Linked DNA regions of Homo sapiens: region 1 is linked to region 2. Evidence: chromatin contacts called from ENCODE Hi-C or POLR2A ChIA-PET data. All regions are on one chromosome and are shown on one strand. The core of a region is the stretch at or near the end of the contact, and the rest is flanking DNA. Distances in the headings are between cores, read along the strand shown. Region 1 overlaps SGMS1 (sphingomyelin synthase 1). Region 2 has its middle 14 kb from the start of DRGX.

Region 1 (5,662 bases), core at 323-2,822, 1.2 Mb before region 2:
TGGAAGGGAGTTCCCAATAGTCACAGATGGAGATGGAGGGATTGAAGAAAAAAGCCCTGGGGCAGGATGGTAGAGAACAAACCTCAAGAAAACTATCTCCTAAGGAAGTGGTGGGGAGGGCTAGCTGAAGTGGTACCCACCCCACTGGCAGGGGGCTGGGTGAAAGCAGCAGAGGCAGGAGAAATCAGGACTGGGAGGGAGATAGGGTGGGAAGGCAGGCTTTGCCCACAGCTTCTTTCCCCCTAACAGACACAGGCTGACAGTTTAGGCAGGAGTTGGAAAAGGGGATGGGGGGTGCCAGTGTGTCTGAGGCCAACAGAGAAGAGGAATGTTTTACTCCTGAGGAAACCAGGAGGGGAGAGGGAAGGGTGGAGGAAAGGCAGGGGGCAGCGGCAGGGATGAAGGTGCACAGGCAGGTGGAGGATGACTGGAGAGCAGAGATGCTTGGGATGCTGGAGAAAAGGCCATGGGACCAGAAGAGGATTGTGAAAGAAACAGTCTGTATAGAGGACCCACGGCCTTCAGCCCAAGTCAGGCTGTCCTGGTCATCTGAGACAGAGGCAGAGTAGGTGAGGGCAGTGAGGAAAGATGCTGCTGGCTGTCCAAGCACACTGGTGAGGTAGTAATGCAATTTCTGAGCCATTTGTAAGATGTCAGGACACCCAGGGTCTTCTAGATAACAGGAACTGGGAAGGCAAGGACCCAGGGGCCCTGATTTTGAAAGCCAGCTGAGGAGTGATGAAGAACAGTGGGCTTGGGTTTAAATCCTTTTGGGGCAGTGGCTTTCTCATGTGAAATGGGGATAATAACCACTCTGTCACAAGTGTCGTGGTGTGAAGACCCTTGGCGTGTGTCCACAGTAGTACAGGGTTGCATTCTGCAGTTGTTGAGGTGGCCTTGGGATGTGGCAGCAGAGGGTGACCCTGAGATTTCCTGTAAGAGAGAGTGCGTGTTGATTCCCTTTCCTCTCCTGGGTGGCGTGTTGACCATTCATTTGACTAGATGGACCATAAGTGAGATGGGCTATTGCACAGGCACTATCTGTACCCAGTTTTCTGGCCGTGTGTTGTCGAGATTTTCACCACGTGGACTGCATAGTCCCTTCCTCTGTGTTTCTACCTGATCTTATCCCAGAGCCTGTCCCTATTATTCCCCTGGCTATTAGTTCACTCTACACACCCCCAGACCCAAGTACACAGAATGTCCCCTGTATGCCATTGCTTTTTGTGGAAGCCTTTGTAGATGGCCTCCATCTCTAGCCTGAGCCTTCAGAATTGTGGAGACTGGCAGCTTTGACGTTGAACGAGGCCAGGATACAGGTGTGAACAAAGCAAAGTCTCAGCTCGTATGGAGTTTTCTTGGTAAGGGTCAGACCGACAATAATCAAATAAGCAAATATATAGCATGTCGGGTTGTCAGGAGGCAAAACCTCACCTGTGCCTCAGAATGTCTCTGCCACCTGTTCACAAGGTTGGTAATTTAACATTTGCTTTACTGCTGTGGTCCATGTAGTGACAACTAAGTTACTTTGAAAGGCTCTACAAAGTTCCAAGCAGTTGGCTGGGCAGTGTTCCAGGTTTCCATAGGGGCCTCAGCATGGCCGGCTTTCCCTCTCACTTTGATTTTAGAAACAGGCAGGATTGTGAGAACGCTCTCAGGAGTTTCTCAAGCCTCATTTTGCTCATTCGTTTCAAGGCCCTATGTGTGGCCCACAGGTTCTTATTGGGGGTCCCTGGATGGGTTTCCTGAAGCCACCATGTATTTAAGTGTATTTTGGGGGACAGTGCATCTAAAACTCTCATTAAATTCACCAGGAAGGTATTTAAAAGGCCCATTTTTTATGAAAGTGGATAAAAAGTGAAAATTATGCCATGGAAAGTTCCTTCATATTTCTATCTTTCTCTTTTTAGAGGAACTAATGGGAAGTGACTAGGTAAAAGGGGGTGAGGCAGACACACACTGACAGCCTTGTTGTAGTTCTGTGCGGCTTGACGTTTCTGTGTCTTACGGGTGGGATGGGAAACAAAATGATACCGCTGGCATCACTGGAAGACCATTTGACTTAGTGGAAGCAAAGGCGGGGAGGTGCGTATGATGCTACAATGTGTTTCTGTCTTCCACTGAGCAAGAAGAGGAGGTTGAGCCATTGGGAGGAGCACAGAGGCCCCTTGGAGCAGTTGCTGCTTCTCAGATTTCTGTGTCTGATGGGTACTGAAGATAGGTCTGGAGCTTTGGCTGCTGATGCCAAAGGCACCTGTTTTAGGAGATTGCTCTGCTTGAGAAGTCCATAGTAGCTTACCTAAATAGTAAAGTTCATGACTACTGCCTTCAAGATAAGGGTCTAGAGGGTAGCTTTGAAGAGTGAGACCGTAGATGCTCACACACTCTTTGACCCAGCAATTCTACTTTTAGGGGCTTATTTTAAGAAATAATCAAGGTCATTATTCATCCCAGAGCTCTTTATCATAGTGAAAAGTTGGAAATGTAATATTAAAATATAGGGGATTGGTTAAACAAATTATGTATATCCACACAATGGAATACTAGGTAACTGTTGAGAATAGTCATAAAGAAAGTTGTTCTGAAAGCATTGTTATGTGCAAAAAGGTATGTAATGCCTTTGTAAAAAAAAAAAAAAAAAAAAAACTATTGAGAAGGTACTGGTTGGGCCCTACTATGGGCCAGGTACCCTGTGGAGTACTGGTGACACAGTGATGAACTAGACAGATATGTCCTCAACAGGTCTTAGTCTACCAAGGCAAGAGTCAGGTCATACTGACTCTGTCATTAAAAAATTCTGTAAATAATCCATGGGTTCTGCAACCACAGATTCAATCACATAGATTGAAAATATTTGGGGAAAAAGCCAAAAAATAACAATGCAATAAAAAAAATACCCCCAGGCATGGTGGCTCATGTCTGTAATCCCAGCACTTTGGGAGGCTGAGGCTGGTGGATCACTTGAGTCTGGGAGTTCGAGACCAGCCTAGGCAATGTGGCAAAATCTGTCTCTACAAAAATTAGACGTGGTGGCATACACCTGTAGTCCCAGATACCAGGGAGACTGAGGTGGGAGGATCGCTTGAGCCTGGGAGGTTGAGGCTTCAGTGAGCAGAGGTTGCACCTCTGTACTCCAAACTGGGCGACAGAGTGAGACCCTGTGTCAAAAAAACAAAAAACAAAAAATTATAGCATAACAACTATTTACCCAGCATTTACATTGTATTATGTATTATACATTATCTAGAGATGACTTAAAGGATACAGGAGGATTTGTGTAGGTTATATGCAAATATCATGCCATCTTATATGATGGACTTGAGCATCCACGGAATTTGGTGTCCCTGGAGGTCCTGGAACCAATCTCCTGAGTTACTGAGGGGTGATTGTATTCATAGGAAGTCTACAAAAAGAATGTCTCCTTCACAGGCAATTTTGCCACCTGTATAGTCATATCAGGTGTGTTTCTCTGTACTTGTTATTAGGCTACATCTTTGACTTGAAATTACTGATTTTTTAAAAAGCTTTAAGTAATAAAGATATCACACTGATTAAATTTCGATGATAATACTATCTTCCTTGAAACTCTCTTTTCTCTCCCAGCACTGTGGGAGGCTGAGGTGTAAGGGTGGGGTGGCTTCAGCACAGTGTTTGAGGAGTGGGCACTGAGTAGCGTCCCCTGAAATCTTGTGGTGTACAGCCTGTGCTGACCGCCCAAGGCTGCTCTGCACTAGCCTTTTAGCCAGATGGGTTTTCTTTCAAGGACAACTTTTCTTTTTCTTATTTCTCTTCCTCCTCTTCTCTTACCCTTTTCCTTCTCTTTCCCCTCTTGCTCTTCCTCCTTTATTTAGAAAATGTATAAGTTAAAATAATAGTAATAACCCTATTACACATAGATAACTGCTGTTATCATTTTGGTGTATATCTCTCTGATCTATTTTCTATAAATATTAGATGTTCACCAAATGCACATTTTGATCAAATGCTGAAAGGTGGAATGCTGAAAGGAATAGTATTGCCAAAGCTAAATCTTGCTGTCCTAGAATGGACTTCTGGGATACAAGTACAAGTTTGACATTTTATAAACATTATTACAGTTTTGTTATTAAAATAGAATTTGGCATTGTGGTACAGGGACTTGATTTCTTAGCATATACGATCAGTGCTGTTAATGTTTGTGATACTGGGTGGATGTTGACTTTGATCTGAGTTGGAGGAGGGAGGAGCAAGGCCTTTACTTATTTGTTTAGTTTGTTTTTATATTATTATTTTTGCTGGCTCTGTCCATGTAATACAATATGAGTGGTAGTTTCTTTCCAACTTATTAATCTTTTGTCATATAACTGACTTGTCTTCTCTGTGACTCCTGGACCTGAAGATTTTCTTGGCAATGATGATGTGGTTTCATTTTAGTATTTCCTAACCCCAGCTTTGTGCACTGTTTGAAGGAGAATATATCTGGATAATCTCAGAAGCAGAAGTGAAATTGTTGTCCTTCTACACATTTTTCCCTGATATTTTTGTACTCACTTGCTGCTTCACACAACCAGTTGAGAGAAAAATGCATCCTTAAGCTTTGGCTCTAAAAGTGTGGCTGTAGAGAAATGAAATTGGCTTTCAAGATAACAGAGCTGTTTTGGAATCTCCATCTGCATCTTAGCTTTCACTGCCTGCACACTAATTTCAATATCTTCCCTGGAGAAGAATGACAGAAGAATCTTTGCAGAGGTAATATGTGACAAATGTTTGCCCTCTCAAGGTACCCTCAGTTTTCAACAATTGACTGCTTTCCCTGCAAGCAACCATTGACTGTTAGTAAGCATGCTCTTTAATATTGTTAGTAGACTTGCCATGTCAATGCTGTTATACACAAAGTACAATGCTAGGCCAGGTACAGTGGCTCATACATGTAATCCTAGCACTTTGGGAGGCCGAGGTGGGTGGATCGTTTGAGCCCAGGAGTTTGAGACCAGCCTTGACAAGATAGCAGAACCATATCTCTACCAAAAAAAAAAAAAAAAATTACCTGGGTGTGGTGGTGTGCATCTGTAGTCCCAGCTACTTGGGAGGCTGAGGTGGGAGGATCACCTAAGCCCAAGAAGTTGAGACTGCAGCGAGCTGTGATTATGGCACTGCACTTCAGCCTGGGTGATGGAGTGAGACCTTGTTTCAAAAAAAAAAAAAAAAAGTACAATGCTAGAGCTGAGCTTTGTTATATAATAACCAGACATTCCATCTTTGAACATCTTTGGTAAGTACGTGACAAAATCTTGAGTGTCATATAGTTTGCTGATGGATGCAGGAGATTCTAGGATACATCTGGAATGTTCACCGACATTTGAAAATGAGTCTTTGGATACTAACAGCAGATATTCAAATATAATGCCTTGTTCATATCACTGACGTCATGCTGTTGTGATGTTTACTTACACGGTGATGCAATCATTGATCATACATCAGTTCAAGGATGCCAGAAGTGACATTTGAAGAATGCATCCTGCTCTTTAGCTTTCCAGACTGAGACTGAAGGTCAGATTTTCGCCAAGTGTGGAAGCTGAAGACAACTTTGGTAGATTCTTAAATATGCATAGAAATATATGTTGTATTTTTATAGTTTTAAAATATTTCTACTATTCCAAATCTATACTTTAAACAAGTACAA
Region 2 (6,033 bases), core at 1,179-3,678:
GAGCTGAATCAATTGTCATTTATACCAAGTCATATGAATTTAATGTTCTCAGCAGGCCTAGGAGATTTATACCATTATTATTACTATTATACAGCTAGGAAAACGAAGGCACAAAAAGGCCACTCAGCTGGTAAGAGCCTGAGCCAGAGTTTGAATCCAGGCAGTGTGGCTGCAGGCATCCTGTTTAGCTCCCATCCATTTGGCACCTGGTGCAGAGTTAACACGGGGAAGCACACAGCTCAGTGCCTGGCTCCTGGTTGTGTTACTCGTGGCCACGAGGTAAGGAAAAGGTAGGACCACCTGGAAGGCAGAAGTGGTTCTTGGTTGGCCAGTAAAGCTTTGCCTGTGAGGCCAGAAGTGGTGTGCAAGGGCTGGGGCACAGGCAAAGGGAGCTGGGGTGCAGGGCAGGGTCAAATGGGGATGGTCATACTGAGCCCCCTCTGATGCTCTCCACTGCTCTGCAGCTGCCCTTGGGGCTGTAGCGTCTGCCCCAGTGTCTGGCTGCCCCAGACATCACCGCCAGCCAGCCCAGGTGGCTGAGGAGTGTGAGACACAAAGTGGACTTCCAGGACATTGGCTGAGTCTTCCCACCACCCATCAAGCTACCGAATCAATTACTGCAAGGGTTGGTGTGTCTTCCCAGTGGGCCACAAGACCAATGCCTCCCATCACACCTCCTTCATGTCCTTCTTCTCTCACTTCAAGGTGAACCCTGACATCTCCAACCCCGCTTATGTCCCCAACAAGCTCAACTCCACCAGACTCCTTTACTTGGACTCACAGAAGATGGTCTTGCTGAGGGAGTATGCAAACAGAGCGCTGGAGAGTGTGGCTGTGGGGAGGGTCCCGCCCTGGCATGAGCTTCTCTTGACTTTTCATGACTGCTGAGTAGGGTGAGCAGTGGGAATGGTGTGGGAAGAAATGATATCCACTTGGGAACTCAGAGCACTAGATCTCATTTAATGATGACATTGAAGTCCCTGTATGATCTTGGGTGAGGCATAGACTCTCCCTAAGCCTCGGTTTATCCATCCTGGGAATGGTGCTGGCTGAGGGGAGGTATGGGGGCCAGCTTAGGGGGGACTATTGCCTCCTGTGTTATTCTATTCCATAAAACATACAGCTGGGTTCCCCAGGGCAACACTGGCCCAGCACAGAGACAGCCGTTGGTATTTATTGAATGAATAACGAACGGATCAGAGGCTTCTCTTGTCATTCTTTTTCTTTTTAACTCTTTTTTTCCACTTAAAGCCCAGTGTGATCATATTTAGCTATTTCTCTCACAAGGCGATGTCCTGTTTTTTTAAAGCAGGAGGAAGAGTTTTATAGCTTTCTTGCCTTCCCCCACCTCCTTCCCAGCTTAGGTCCAGAAGTCCTGGTTTGCGGGCAGAACCTAAACTCTCCTGGCTGGCTGACTGGGAGATGGTGGAATTGGTCAGCTTTAGCAGGTGATCAGCAGTGGAATTTATAAAGCTTAGGGAAGCAGGTCACTGGCAGAGCTGAGACCCTGCACAGCTGGTGGCCAGTGGCACCTGTGTTTCTGTACCACTGGGACAGAGTGGTGGAGAGAAAAACCTTTTTGATCTTCACTCTTCTTGACCACCCTCCTGGAGCCCAAGTGAGACCATTTGAGATCTAATGAAATCAGAACAAGAGCCCTGCCGTGCCAGTAAGCTACCACTCTCAATCAGGTAGTGGAAAGAGAACAACTTCCTCTGTTGTCCATTGTGGATGTGTGGTATTGCTTAGATTAAAGTGAAGCAAACCCATCCATCCATCCTTCCATCCATCCATCCATCCTTCCATCTATCCATCCATCCATCCATCCGTCCATTCATCCATCCATCCAAATTATGGAGAAGACATTGAAGATGATGTTTATAGCAAGATGTTCAACAACACTGTTTGATTCAAAAAGCTGGTCACAGAAGTCTTCACAATATGATCCTATTTTTGTTTACAACTATTTGTATAGAAAAAACACCAGGCAGAAATTCATTACAGTCAACACTGGAAAGCTTTTCTCTCATTAGTGAGATCATGTGTGGTTTTTATTCTCTTCTTATTTAGCTATGTTTTCTACATTTTCTTCAGTGAAGATATATAATTTTATTTAAAAGAAAAAACGTAACTGATTTAAAAAGAGAGCAGATGTGTTCTGTGTGTTCTTTGGATCTGACTGGGAGACAGGGGTGTCTGTGGGGGAAGGTGGGGACAGCCAGGCAGGGGCATCTTCAGGCTTCATTTGCCAGGTCCTGGTGGGCTCCTGCCTGGCATGAATGAGGTTCTGGTGACCTCTGAGGCTTCTCCTAACTCAGGGTTCCTAGATCAACCTAAGGTGCCATTCAAGGACAGTCTCTCGGTGCCCTGCAGACCTGGGGTGCGGGGAGGTGAAGACAGTCCCATCCCAGCCCTCTGTGAACCGAGGATATGTTCAAAGTCCTGCATTTGAACCTGGCTCTGTCCCTGGCCACCCAGCTGTGTGACCTTAGGAAAATTCCCTCACCTCTGTGAGTGGCAGGCTTCTTATCTGCAAAGAATGGGAAATACCACGTCTCTTAAAGGGCTTATGGGGGAATAAATGGCACAGTAAGCAAATAGAAAGCAAGAGACACTCATCTCTAGTGAGGAGATGAGACAAACACTAGTTCACATAAAAGCCAGCCAAGAAGATGGTGTGGGGCTGGGCTGGGAGCACCCGGGAGCTGGTTTTGCCAGCACTCCTCTGCAGTGCCCAGGCCTGGCAGTGCCCAGGCTGGGCAGAGTGCCCAGGCCTGGTGTTAGGAACATGTCTGCTACTTAATAAAGATAAGGGGGAGGTAACAGGACCGCAGGAATGAATCTATAAAAGCACAGGCTGCTGGCAGCAGCAAAATGGGAATAAACTCCTTAGTGCACCTGCAGAGCCCTCTGTCCCATCACTACGCAGGTGCCCCCACAGCAGGACAACCCTGGGAATGCCTGGGACCCTCTGGCCTGGCAACAGTTTGTTGATTGAATAGATAGAAGCACATACAAGACCCACTTTCTCCCAATAACCCCAGGACCATAATTAGGAGCCAGATAAGCCCGCTACTTGCCTCAGCTCCCCTCTGGTTTTTTGTGTGCCCGGGGCCGGCCCCAGGCTGAGCCAAGGAATCCCAGAGAGGGGCATCTGCCACTTCCTCCTGGGGCTGTCTGGGCTCTCTAGGGTCAAGGACAGTGAGTAAGGAGCCCGATGTGGGTCTGCAGAGCCCAGCTTCACCTGCAGCAGTCTCAAAGGTCCTCCCACCTCCTCTGCTGCTGACACAGCCTCCCCCAATCCTGCCATCTAGTGCTCCTTTGATGATGGTGAATTCTGAAAGGAGCCCCACCTGCAGACCTGGGGAGGGCCACAGGGTTTAGAAGACTTTCTGAGAAAACACACCGGTGAAGTCCAGCTGTCCTGCTGGACGCGCTCCTGGACTGTGTGGCTTTCTTGCAGATTTCTTTCCCCTTTCTTCCCTCTTTGGTGTCCCAGGTTGTTTTGTCCTCCCCTAATCCCTTCCTAAGTAGAAACAAAGACTCAAAAAGCCAGGAGCCTGAATGCAAGATGGGAATAAAGAGGTTGAAGAGCCAGGGATGCAGGAGGGCAGGAAGGAGGAAGGCCCTTGGGGGGAAGATGGGTGAGACAGGCCCTGCTGGGGTTGGCAAGGAGAGGGTCTCTCTTCTTGGGTAGCCAGAGAATCAGTGCCGGGTGCTACCTCACCCAACTGGTGGAGCTCTGATGTTCCTGCCGCAAGGACTTTCTGGGGGAATGGGGCCTTGGGGGCTGTCTCCCACCCTCACCAAGACTAAAAGGGCCGAGGCAGTTGAGACTGTCATGTGAGTGGACACACAACCACTGCCACACAAGAAATTGGGAAAAACATCTGTGTCACAGATGACAAATGGAAGATGAAAGCCTTATGACATTAAAAGCTCTCACAAGCTATGAACCTTTCAAAAAGAAAACAGGCGGAGAAGAGGAAGTCCCCCCACCTTGGCCCGGCACAAACAACTTAAAAAAATACAATATAGTCAATATATGTATGATAAACTGTTTTAGCCTGTAAAAATGGAAAAAAGAAAAAACCCTGAGATAAAACAAAATGCCTTTTTGTGTGGCTTGTCAAATCCAGGCACCTGGCATGTGGAGAAATTCCACCATCCCCGAGGTCCTCGGGTTTTAGATTGCTCTCCAGGAGGGCAGACATCCTGCCCTGGTGGCGGGCTCAGAGCCAAAGGCAAGGCCGATAAATAAGTGATGGGATTTCTGGGCACAGAGAGGCAGCTGGGATTACGGTAAATGAAACCTGAACATCGAGGCTCCCACTCACCACTGGACCTGCACAGGTGGATACTCCAAATGATCTCCTTTTGTGCACCCTCACTATAGTTTCATTATGGTCCATTAAACAGCAATAATTAAAACAAAATATATTGGATTTGTTTATCCTGGACTTTGCAAGGAAATGAGATTTGCAACGGTGTTGGTGCACAGTTGAGGACTACAGGACTTGTAATTAGCAGGGTAATTAAGGAGGTGTCGCCTTTTTACTGCAACGGTGAACTTCTCAGGGATAATGAACTCTCCTGGTGGAGGGGAGTCCGGCTGGGGGTAGCCATGGGGACCAGGGGCTGCCTATTGCTGGTCCAGCCAGTAGGGGAGCTGGGGCTCATTTACGTAACAAAATGCTGCATGCCAGGTGCTGTTCTAGAAGCCAGGGTGCACCGTGGAGCTTGCATGAGAGCACTGAGACAGACACCAAGCATGTGCCAATAAAGCATTTGAGAAGGACTTAACAGCTAAGCAGGAAACCAAAGCAAGAATAAAGGTGGAGAGTAGTGGGGACGAGAATTGGGCTTCTTTCGTCTCGGAAGTCTTCTCTTGAAGAGAAGACTTTAAGCCGAGATTAGGATGAAGTGAGGGCCAGAGTCTTGAAGGCCACCCAGGGGCAGCTTTCCAGACAGTGGGAAGGGCAAGGACTGGTGGGAAGGTGGGTGATGGTGTCTGGCCAGGCTGGAGTGGGAACGGGGTACAGGAATGGGTTTTCTCCCCGACTGCCCCCGGTGTGATGCAGAGTGTGAGGACACCCCAGTGACCTCTTGCTCTCTACCCCCTGACACAGAAGGCAGACCTTGTCCCCACTAATTTATTCAATAAAGGCCCTCTCTCCAGGCTGTGTACCTCAGGTGGAGCTAGAGGCAGAGGCACCTGGGAGGACATATTCTTGAGTTGGAGTTGTGAGGTCCAGGGCACATCTCCAGCTTCACCTGTGGTGCCCACCTAAAGGAGAAGGGGTGCCCAGCTACTGTGGGGCTAGGGAGGTAGAATGAACTCCATCATCTGTCCCTTCATCCATCCATTTTTTCATTCCTCCTTCCTCCTTCCATCCACCCACCTATCCATCCATTCTCCACCCAGCAGGCATTTGCAATTTCTGATACCCCAGGCTGTTCCAGGGCCTTAGTAGGAGCAGGAACACCCAGATTGGCCCTGGCTCCTGCCATCCACATGAAGCTCTCTCCAGCGGAAAAGGAGCTACTCCGTCTGCAGTTTGGTGCCACCTGGTGGCAGCTGTTGGCTCTGGCTGAAATCAGTGAGGATGATTCTGGGCTGGGTGGCTCTGTGCAACTTCAGGACAGCAGCAGCTGTTTCAGAAAGTACCAAGTAGGTTAATGCCTCTTCTCAGCCCAGTCTGAGGAAGTTGAGCTGGGAGAATGTTGGGGATGCAGAGACCCCTCCCTGCCCCCACTTCCCTTTTCCCACGATTGGTGGCAGGCTACCTGGCTTCCCACTGTTTCCCCTGTGCTCCCTCGGAGGCAGTGGTTACTACTCTGAATTTACATTTTTATGGAGTTTATAGTTCTGTCCAGTGACCCAGAAAGTATGGCCACTGAGGAGTCTCTCTGTAGGGCTGTAGGCAGAGAGCCCCATCTGCTGCTGACAGCCCTCTGAGACCGTGGGAGGAGCCAAGCGGGTTCAGGGGAGGCTCTGAGGACCACCATATGCCACATGCTAGATGACCCTGC

What was found. Hi-C counts contacts between places; a loop is a spot of excess contacts on that map. ChIA-PET counts read pairs that join two places held with the same protein, here RNA polymerase II (POLR2A).
Region 1: a loop to region 2 is called in a map of lower leg skin, with 14 times the contacts of the local background. The contact joins two enhancer-like sites. A Hi-C loop is called at or near these places in 1 of 168 maps with a recorded cell type or tissue (lower leg skin). POLR2A ChIA-PET finds 5 or more read pairs at or near these places in 1 of 52 experiments (activated T-cell).

What each region holds. Positions count from the first base shown.
Region 1 is chr10:50,606,506-50,612,167 of GRCh38, reverse strand. The region is part of intron 1 of SGMS1 (sphingomyelin synthase 1); the gene reads left to right. Among named protein-coding and RNA genes, the nearest start is that of SGMS1, 15 kb to the left of the region's middle. Within about 2 kb of position 1,572, at least 7 of the 41 ENCODE cell types and tissues checked have a DNase peak (open chromatin) inside an H3K27ac peak, as active enhancers do.
Region 2 is chr10:49,407,276-49,413,308 of GRCh38, reverse strand. No RefSeq gene overlaps it. Among named protein-coding and RNA genes, the nearest start is that of DRGX, 14 kb to the right of the region's middle. Within about 2 kb of position 2,428, at least 3 of the 41 ENCODE cell types and tissues checked have a DNase peak (open chromatin) inside an H3K27ac peak, as active enhancers do.